Regions from separate parts of the Mus musculus genome. Here region 1 is linked to region 2. A link is a loop called in an ENCODE intact Hi-C map of the cell type or tissue named here. Cell type or tissue: left cerebral cortex. All regions are shown on one strand. Links, peaks and the distances in the headings refer to the core of each region. The heading gives the core; the rest is flanking DNA.

Evidence for each region. A loop is a pair of places that touch in the nucleus more often than their neighbours do. Peaks named below come from ENCODE experiments on the same cell type or tissue, not always from the same donor. Only the 100,000 strongest peaks of a DNase experiment are listed, where the experiment ranks them.
Region 1: it touches region 2 in a loop (2.3-fold over the local background); 1 of 42 quality-filtered maps calls a loop at or near these places.

What each region holds. Positions count from the first base shown.
Region 1 is chr10:68,287,241-68,291,639 of GRCm38, reverse strand. No RefSeq gene overlaps it. Among named protein-coding and RNA genes, the nearest start is that of Arid5b, 11 kb to the right of the region's middle. In left cerebral cortex, for the core only: no CTCF peak of the experiment used is centred there; a DNase peak (open chromatin) is centred at 1,886.
Region 2 is chr10:68,891,233-68,895,631 of GRCm38, reverse strand. No RefSeq gene overlaps it. Among named protein-coding and RNA genes, the nearest start is that of Gm32931, 71 kb to the right of the region's middle. In left cerebral cortex, for the core only: no CTCF peak of the experiment used is centred there; a DNase peak (open chromatin) is centred at 2,064.

The DNA.
Region 1 (4,399 bases), core at 320-4,319, 600 kb after region 2:
AGGGTGTGTAATTAATCATCATTCTGAAATAAATCAGATGTTCACATATAAGTGCCTCAGTCTTATAAATTTGTGATTAATAGCTTTGAACATATTAATGTATGTGACATGTATAACAGCCAAAAACCTATGATGTAGTACAATAGCAAATGTTAACTTATAAATAAATATATATTTATCTGACATGCAATCTCAATCAAGGGTCAGGTGAAAGACATAGATGCTTCAAAAACTTGATCCTAAATATCTCATCAGGGCAGTAGCTCTTTCTGCAAAGTAGGCATTGCTTTAATTACAGCCGTCTATGCACCGGCTTCTATATTTTATGTACCTTTTATTTGTGCTCTGTGTCTTGTCTCCCAAGCTAGGTGATAGATGTCTTAAAGGTAGAGACTCTGCTTCTTGCTTTGGCCTCTCCCTCTTTCTCAGCATGGTGCTAGGACCCATCCGACTCTGCCACTTGCTACCTATTAAACTGTGAAGATACCTCAGTCTCTTCCCCAAAAAAATATTGAAAACAAGAGCACCACGTTCACAGAGTTGGTGCAGATTAAATTTCAAGAGAGTTCTGCAAAGTTACTAAGAATATGTTCAGGGCTTGGTGACTGGGAGTTACATCTGTCACAGGTTGGATTAAATTCTCATACTCTGTGTATATGGGATGCCAGGTGCCATTGGCAGGAGACAAAAAAAGAATAGGAGATACGACTCCTCCTTAACAAGTGCAGAGTGTAAGATCCACAGTGGGCAGATAATTCAACGTGCAGTCCATGCTACATAGTGAAGAGTCTGGTTGGAGTATGTGGAAAGCTCTATCAGAATACAGCTAAAAGAGCCATCAATATATCATCCTCCCTCATGCTTTGAGGTACAAACAGGAGCTTCCTATAGGCAGAGAAGAACCATAAGGCTTGACAGAACAGCACAGGCAAATATACACAAAGCTTAGCTCTTCAGGTATGGCATGGGGATCTGAGACACTTCCAAGAGGTCTTGTAGGTCAAGACAATAACCACCACAACACCAAAAACATCAATTGCTTCTCTTCTCTATTTATCTGTCACAAAACTACCATGGACTTTCCCAGCAACCCTGTGGCTCGTGGCAGACCTTGATAGTATCTTTTCCCATCATGGCTTATTTTGGAAAGGACAAATATTTTCATTAGAAAATTGTTTTCTCACAAATTTATTACTTTAACGTAAGTTAGTGAGTAAATAATTGTAGCTATTTCTACGTTAATCTCTAAGATTGGGGTCTGTGTATAGCTATGTGTTTACATATGTGTTCATAGTTAGATACACATAGACATCTCTACCATAAACAAAGACTCTGGTGTCCCCGGTGATCATCAAAAGTGAAGAGCGATCACGAGACCATCAATATAGACATAAAGTTGCCTGGTGTGCTCAAGGAATAAATGAATAAATGAAAGCCAGCAGTTAGCTGGCTCCAGTTCCTTTTGGAAGTAGACAGAGTATAAATTATAAATCCACACATTGCATATTTCATATACAATGAATATGATTATCACGTCCTCTCTGCAATGAACACCCGATAAAACATGTCCAAATTCTGAAAGAGTTAACCTGAATTTATTGGTGATTTCAAGAAAGGATGATAGGGCAGATTTAGTTAATCCAGGGAAAGTCATCGCGTATAAATTTGCAAACTAAAATATTCCCTTGGCTGAGGTCATATGTTTAATTTTAGCAAGTAGGGTGAGTGTGTTTGGGGAGGTATTTATACTGTGCAGTGACTACTGAGCTGGGGATGGGTTTGACAGAGAAAACAACGGTGTGGCCTTTATTATTTTCAGTGCAAGAAAAGAAAAAAATGAACTATTAATGTGCTGTTCTGGTTGAGAATTTAAACTCTCCAAAAAATCTGGAAATTCAAAGTCATGGTACCCATAGCAACCATAACTCTGCCCCCTTGCATGCCCAGTGAGGAGTATTTTGTATCGAGGTACATGCTGTGAAATCTATGCCTAAATGTGCTATATAGCGGAGTTACAGTTGCTGTGGGAACTGTAAGTTTGAATTGCCTGCCTTTTGTGTCATTAAACTTTCAGCTGAGGCACTGCATTAACGGAGGGTTTTTTTTCTCCTCTCTCTTTCTCTCTCTACTGCTTCTCCTCATTTAAAAAGAAATTGATTGGACATATTTTAAAAAATAAGATATAAACGGTGTTAGATTCAAATGGTAGGGTGAAGCAAGGCAGCTTCCCAGGCAGACAGGCTGATATAGCATTAGTGAATTACTGCATTTCCATATTGTGACTTGCAACAATTCATAAAACAAGCCACTATTTATATAACGCCTTTCATTCTGAAGGGGGGTCCCCTCACCAACGCAGGCAGTAACTGAGCCACATTGGGCAAGACAACTCAATAAATATTTGACAATACCCAACAAAAGTGTACAGTGCTTTAGGGCAAGCACCAAGGATGAAAGACACTGTCATCCACTGGGTGGAACTAAACCCAAGGAGTGTTCTGTCCTTTGGTGGCACTAGCAAGATCCTTGGTAGCTGGCTAGTGATGGCACACACCTTTAATCCCAGCACTTGGGTAGCAGAGGCAGGCAGATTTCTGAGTTCAAGGCAAACCTGGTCTAGAGAGTGAGTTCCAGGCTACACAGAGAAACCCTGTCTCAAAAAAAACCAGGAAAAAAAGTCCTTGGTATCCAGTCAATGAGCTGCATCTCTCAGAACTATAGATATTTACCACCTCTGTTTACCAGGAAGATTTTTTTCTAGAGCTCTTGACAAAGAATACCTTCCGAAGGTCACCTGATTGAGTCTACTCTTTCTAGCTTGGGAATGTATCCCTGCACCCTTGAATGGGGTCCCCCAGCCTCTACTACAGAGGGCAAAGACTTTGAGGAACACTCGGTCTCCCTCACAATCACGCCCCATGCCACATCAGCACAGAAACAGTCACAGACAATAGATACCTAGACAATCATGGCTGCCTCCATATAAAGTTGATTTCTGGACTCCAAAATTCAAATTTCCTATGACTATCACGTGGCACATACTACCATTCTCCAAATGAACTTTGAATCGTTTAAAATGATGGTAGACTATAGGAAGCTGAGTCTTGTTTTGGAATCTGAAGCAGCATGTCCTACTCAGGGCCATGTTTAGGTAACAGTGGACCTCTAAGCATTTAACAACTAGTTCTTCTTTCACCCCCCACCCAAAATGTGCATGTGTCTGTGTATATATAAATACATGCTATATATATATATATGTATATATATATATATGCTATATAGATGTCTACACATCTGTATACATGCATATACTATCTATATCTAATTATATACATATGTTGGGGATATAAATTTGTTATACATTGCTGGGGTTTGAATGTAAAATTCCCCCCACCCCTCACATGAGCTCATGTGTTTGAATATTGGTCCCCAGTTGGGAAGGTTGGGGAACCTTTAGGAGGGGGAGCCTCTCAGGAGGAAGGGAGTCACTATGGGTGGGCCTTAAAGTTTAACAGCCCAGCCCCTCTTTCTGCCTGGTCTTTGCTTCCAGTCTGCGGATGCAACATCCCTTCAAAACACAAGCCAAAACACTGATGATTGTGATGCTAATGATGATAAGGCCTTCATCCCTTAGAAGGCTTTTTTGGGGGGGAGGGGGTAGACATCTTATCATGTCAGCAGACAAAGTACCTACACATATATTTTACTAACATGAAAGAAAGGCCCAAACAGTAACAAAATCAGCAATTGTGCTCATAAAATACAGCAGTTTGTTCTCCCTGTACCTTTTGTACGTATTTGCTAACTCTACCCAGAGCTATAGTCTCAAAGTGAGTGCTGACTAACATTTTTATCTTTCCCAAAGAGTAAAACAGAAGTAATAAATAAATAAATAAATAATAAATAAGGATGCATCCCTGAATTTTGTTCTTTCTTTAATAATACAAGCAACTTCGTATTGATATTAAATGATGGGTTTTAAATATTTTCTCAATTTTTTTTGATGCTAGTCACAAAATAATTGGAAACAGATTTGAGCATTCTTACTTTTATGTTTAATTTGCTGATTAGTCAAGGATCTCCAGGGGAAGAGGACCAAAAAAGTGTGTGTGTGTGTGTGTGTGTGTGTGTGTGTGTGTGTGTGTGTGTGTGTGTGTGTGTGAGAGAGAGAGAGAGAGAGAGAGAGAGAGACAGAGAGAGACAGAGAGACAGAGACAGAGAGACAGAGACAGACACAGAGACACAGAGACACACAGAGAGGGAGAAAGAGACAGAGACACAGAGAGAGGGAGAGAAAGAGACACAGAGAGAGAACTGTTGTGTTATAAAGCATCTACGTATGTGACATATAGTGGACAATAACAGACACTAAGAAGGCATGAAGCCATTGTTTTGGGTT
Region 2 (4,399 bases), core at 273-4,272:
ACAACTGTGTTAGTCCCTTGTTGTGTTCAAATACCTTGAAGACCGAGCATTTTAGGGAAGGAGTTTATTTTGGCTTAAGGTCAAAGAGAGTGTCCATCTTGGTGGTGGGAGGCATGCAACAGTCAGATTATGTGCTGTGGCAGGAACAAGAAGCCGGGTGATCACATTTCATTCCACACAGGAAGCAGCAGAGTGAAAGAGCCAGAAGTGAGGTGAGGCTAGAGAGTCTCAAAGCCCACCCCTACTGATAATATACTTCCTCCAGAAAGACTCTACCTCCTACAAGCTCCCATAACCTCTCCAGAAAGTCCCACCAGCTGGAGATGGAGTGTTCGAGCACAAGAGCCTGTCGGGGGTGTTTCTTATTCAAACCACCTCAATGACAAAGCACTCAGGGCCTTGTCGGTTGCAATTGACATGTGAACTTAGCCGGCTGGTGTTAAAAGTCATGAATAAGCCGGGCAGTGGTGGCACACGCCTTTAATCCCAGCACTTGGGAGGCAGAGGCAGGTGGATTTCTGAGTTCGAGGCCAGCCTGGTCTACAGAGTGAGTTCCAGGACAGCCAGGGCTACACACAGAAACCCTGTCTCAGAAAAAAAAAAAGTCACAAATAGGGTGCTTCTTGTCAGTCTGTCTCCTTGGCCTTCCGGGGGTCCTTTTAAGCCAATATACTTTTTCCTATATTTGTTTTTCAAGTCTCTGCTAAGCCTGCAGGCCCTAGTCTTTGCTTAAGCCTTCTCTAGCTCCTTTCTGAAATATGGATCAGCTCGACCTCACTTTCCCCCTATCTTGATAATTTCAACTCTACTAATTTGTTGAAATGATAACCCTGACACAGCAGCATCCATGTTTGGAAGAGGCCACTGATGGGCAACAGGCACTACCGTGAAAAAAAAAGGAACGATCCCCTAACCTGGGAAACTTCAGGCATCTTGACGTTTGGATGGAGAAGTGAGGTGAGTCTAGTTACGTGCTCCCAGTCCTGTGTCTGGGGATGGACAGGTTTCTGTGGGGGGAAAAGCCAGTGACATTTTCCACACATACCTCAAATACCAGTGTGTTGTCAATCTTGATCTTCTCCTCCTCCTCCTCCTCCTTTTCTTCTGATTCTTTGTCTTCATCGTCTCCTCCTCCTCTTCCTCCTCTTCCTTTTCTTCTTCTAAACACTTTTGTAGTTAATTATCATGTGACTGATTTGGGTATATTCTAAATGTAACCCCTGATTCATGCACAAAAGAGTGGCTATTATGGCAGAAGTGGTGGCGCAAGAATTAAGAGCACTTACTGCTCTAACACATGATCTGCTTGGGTTCTCAGCATCCGCACTAGGTGGCTCACAACAACTTCCTGTGACTCCGGCTGCAGGAATCGGAGGATCCCTACATGCCCATACACATATCAAAGACATAGAGAGCACACATGTGTGCGCACACATCACATGGTCATCACCAATCCCTTCTCTTCACAGCTTTCTGAAGAGAAGTGAAGTGTCCACAAAACACTTAGGGAAAATCTGGAGGCAAGGTGGAATTGATACCCATATATGTCTCAATAAGGTAAATGTAGAAAATGATGTTATTTCTACCCTGCTGGGATGAGACAAGATTTTGGGATGTCTACAGTGGGCTTCTGGGGGGAAAAACATTTTGAATTACATAGTTACTTTAGGGAAAAAAAAAGAACACTGACTAAGAAAAAATGGATTTAAATTTGCATATAACTTTAAATCAATTAATTTTTGAAATGACAAGAATTGAGCCCATTTGTCACTGTGTACAGAAGTCTTGCACAATTTGCTGAGAGAGTGTAAATATAATCACAATATCAGGAAGTTTTTACAAGGAAACCGAACAGATTGTGCCCAAGGACCATTTCAGCCTCTGGACCTTCGGATGGTCGCTTTGAAGAGGACAAAGCTCTCTGGTTATTGTGATCTCTAGCCCCTCCCATCTCATTGCCACTTGTAGATTGCTCTTGGCATGCTGAGGCTCCTGGGAGCCAATGCTGGCAAGCCCCACCACAGGCCACCGAGGCTGTGTAAGCCTGGCTCGAAACAAACAGGAATGAAACAAATGTTGCCTAATGCGAGCCTTCCTCAGAAGCATAAGGCTAAATTCTCATGGCTTGAAAAGAGCCTTTTTGAAAGGAGACATTTGGGACATGTCTTGAGCTGTCACTACATGATACTCAGACGAGAGGAGCCGGGGTGACTTGAGGCACCTCACTTCAGAGAGGACACTGGCAGAAGCATTCACAGAGGGCATCTTGCCCTGAGATCCTGGAGGCCTGTGGCTGAACTGGCTTCCTCTGCCCCACTTGAGCTCAGTTCTACTGAGCTTAGTGACTGTGCACTTCCTCAGAGGGTGAAGGAAGAGCCCTGACTGGTTCTGAAAAATCCCCATTAACTCTGCTCTCCCTCCTCTGAGTAATTTTATGCTTTGTATGATTGTTTCCCAGCAGTGGGTTCAGGGAGAAACTGCATGTTCTCACTAAGCCTAATGATTGCTCTGTAAATATTTATAAATCCAATGCTCTCTTTCCTCTGCCCATACTCCATCTGCCTATATCTTCTCACAAGGCCCTGCCTGACTTTCCTAGACTCTCGTCAACATTCCGTAGGGCTGGGAAGGTATTTTGGTGGCAGCTGACGTATTTCTGGGTTTGCCTACTTATAGTTTGGGAATCTTCATTAGGCAGCCTCATTCAGAAACATCCTACGGCTGCCTCAACCTGCAGAGCATACAGGAACAGAGACACAGCCTCTTCGTATTTTTCAAAAGAGAGCAACTTTTTAGTAAATTCAATTATCAATTGAGGACAGTTCACCCTGAGTGCAGTGATGTAATATATACTATAAATGGTTTTTCATGTGTGTGTTTTCATGTGTTTATATGTGTGTGAGAGAGTGTGTGCATGTGTGTAATAAACAAGGAAGAGAAAGGGTAAGATGAAATCTCAAAGTAATTTTGATTTGCATTTCCCAGCTGATGAAGGATGCTGAGTATGTTTTTAAGTATTTCTCAGATATTTGAGTTTCCTCTTTTGAGAATTTGCTGTCTAGATCTATACTGTATTTTTAATTAGGTTATTTGTTTCTTGATATCTAGGGTTTTTTGCTTTTTTTTTTTTTTGAGTTCTTTCTGTATCTTTGGATATTAGCCCTCCATCAGACATGAAGTTGGTAGAAATCTTTTCCTATTCTGTAGGCTGCTGCTTCACCCGAATGACAATGGCCTTTGCCATACATAAGCTTTTCAGTTTCACGAGGTCCCATTTATTAATTGTTGGTATTATCACCTGTGCTAATTCTGTTTCTGTTCAGAGAAATCTTTTCCTGGGCCAATCGGTCCAAGGCTACTCTTCACTTTCTCTTCTGCCAGGTGTGACGTATCTGGCATTATGTTGAGGTCCAGTTTTGCACAGAGTGGTAAGTCTGGATCCATTCCTATCATTTTTCTAGCTTTATGTGTGTGGGTGTCTCTCCTGCCTGTGGGCATGCATTCCATGTTCATGCATGCCCGATGACTGCAGAAGCCAGAAGAGAGCATCAAATTCACTGAAACCCAAGCTACCAATGATTATAAGCCACCTTGTAGTCATTGAAAGTTGAGCCCAGGTCTTCTGGAAGAGTAACCAGTGCTCTTAACCAGAAAGCCATCTTTCTGGCCCCTCTTTGATTTAAATATTAAAAGGTGTTCAAATTTAATGTAAATAATTTCCCCAAATGCAACAGAGGGTAATTTATCAATCGGGTTGGGGTCGGGGTGGGGGGTGGGGTGGGGGAGTGGAGCTGCCTCAGTGACGCTGAGGAGCATGATCAGGTAGGCATCTGTTGCCTAAGTGAGGAGAAAGTCCAATCTGAACTCTTTGATTGGGTGGAAATATACTTTGGAATATTCTGGACGAGCCCTGCTGTCACAGACTGTAGAGGGGTGGGAACTGCTGCCCTTTAGTCAGCGTGTTGCTCGGCATAGGCAGAAGGCAGCTCTGGAGCCAATCCAGCCAATCCTTTGTCTGTCTCAAATAATCCAGATTTCAAAATTTGATTCATTTCAATCCCAGATTCCTGTTCCGGTGGTTCTCCCCAGAGGCACGTCACTTGGGGATGGCAGTGGGTTTGTGGATTGTGGATTGTGGACTGGCAGCTTCCAGGCAGTTGGCTTTCCGCACATCTGGAACATACCATACCAGGCAGTACCTTTCTCCTTATCATAAGCAAAGAGGAAACTCAAAGTCCCCAAGGCACGATTGCATTTCTGGTTAGCACTTGGGTATATCTGCACACCAACCTTAGAAACCCAGGGCTCCACCTAGGAAGACAGCTTAGATAACCCTAGTACGAAAGTTTATCTTTCTACCTCTGAAATATTATTCTAAGGGCTAATTTCTGCCTGAGTT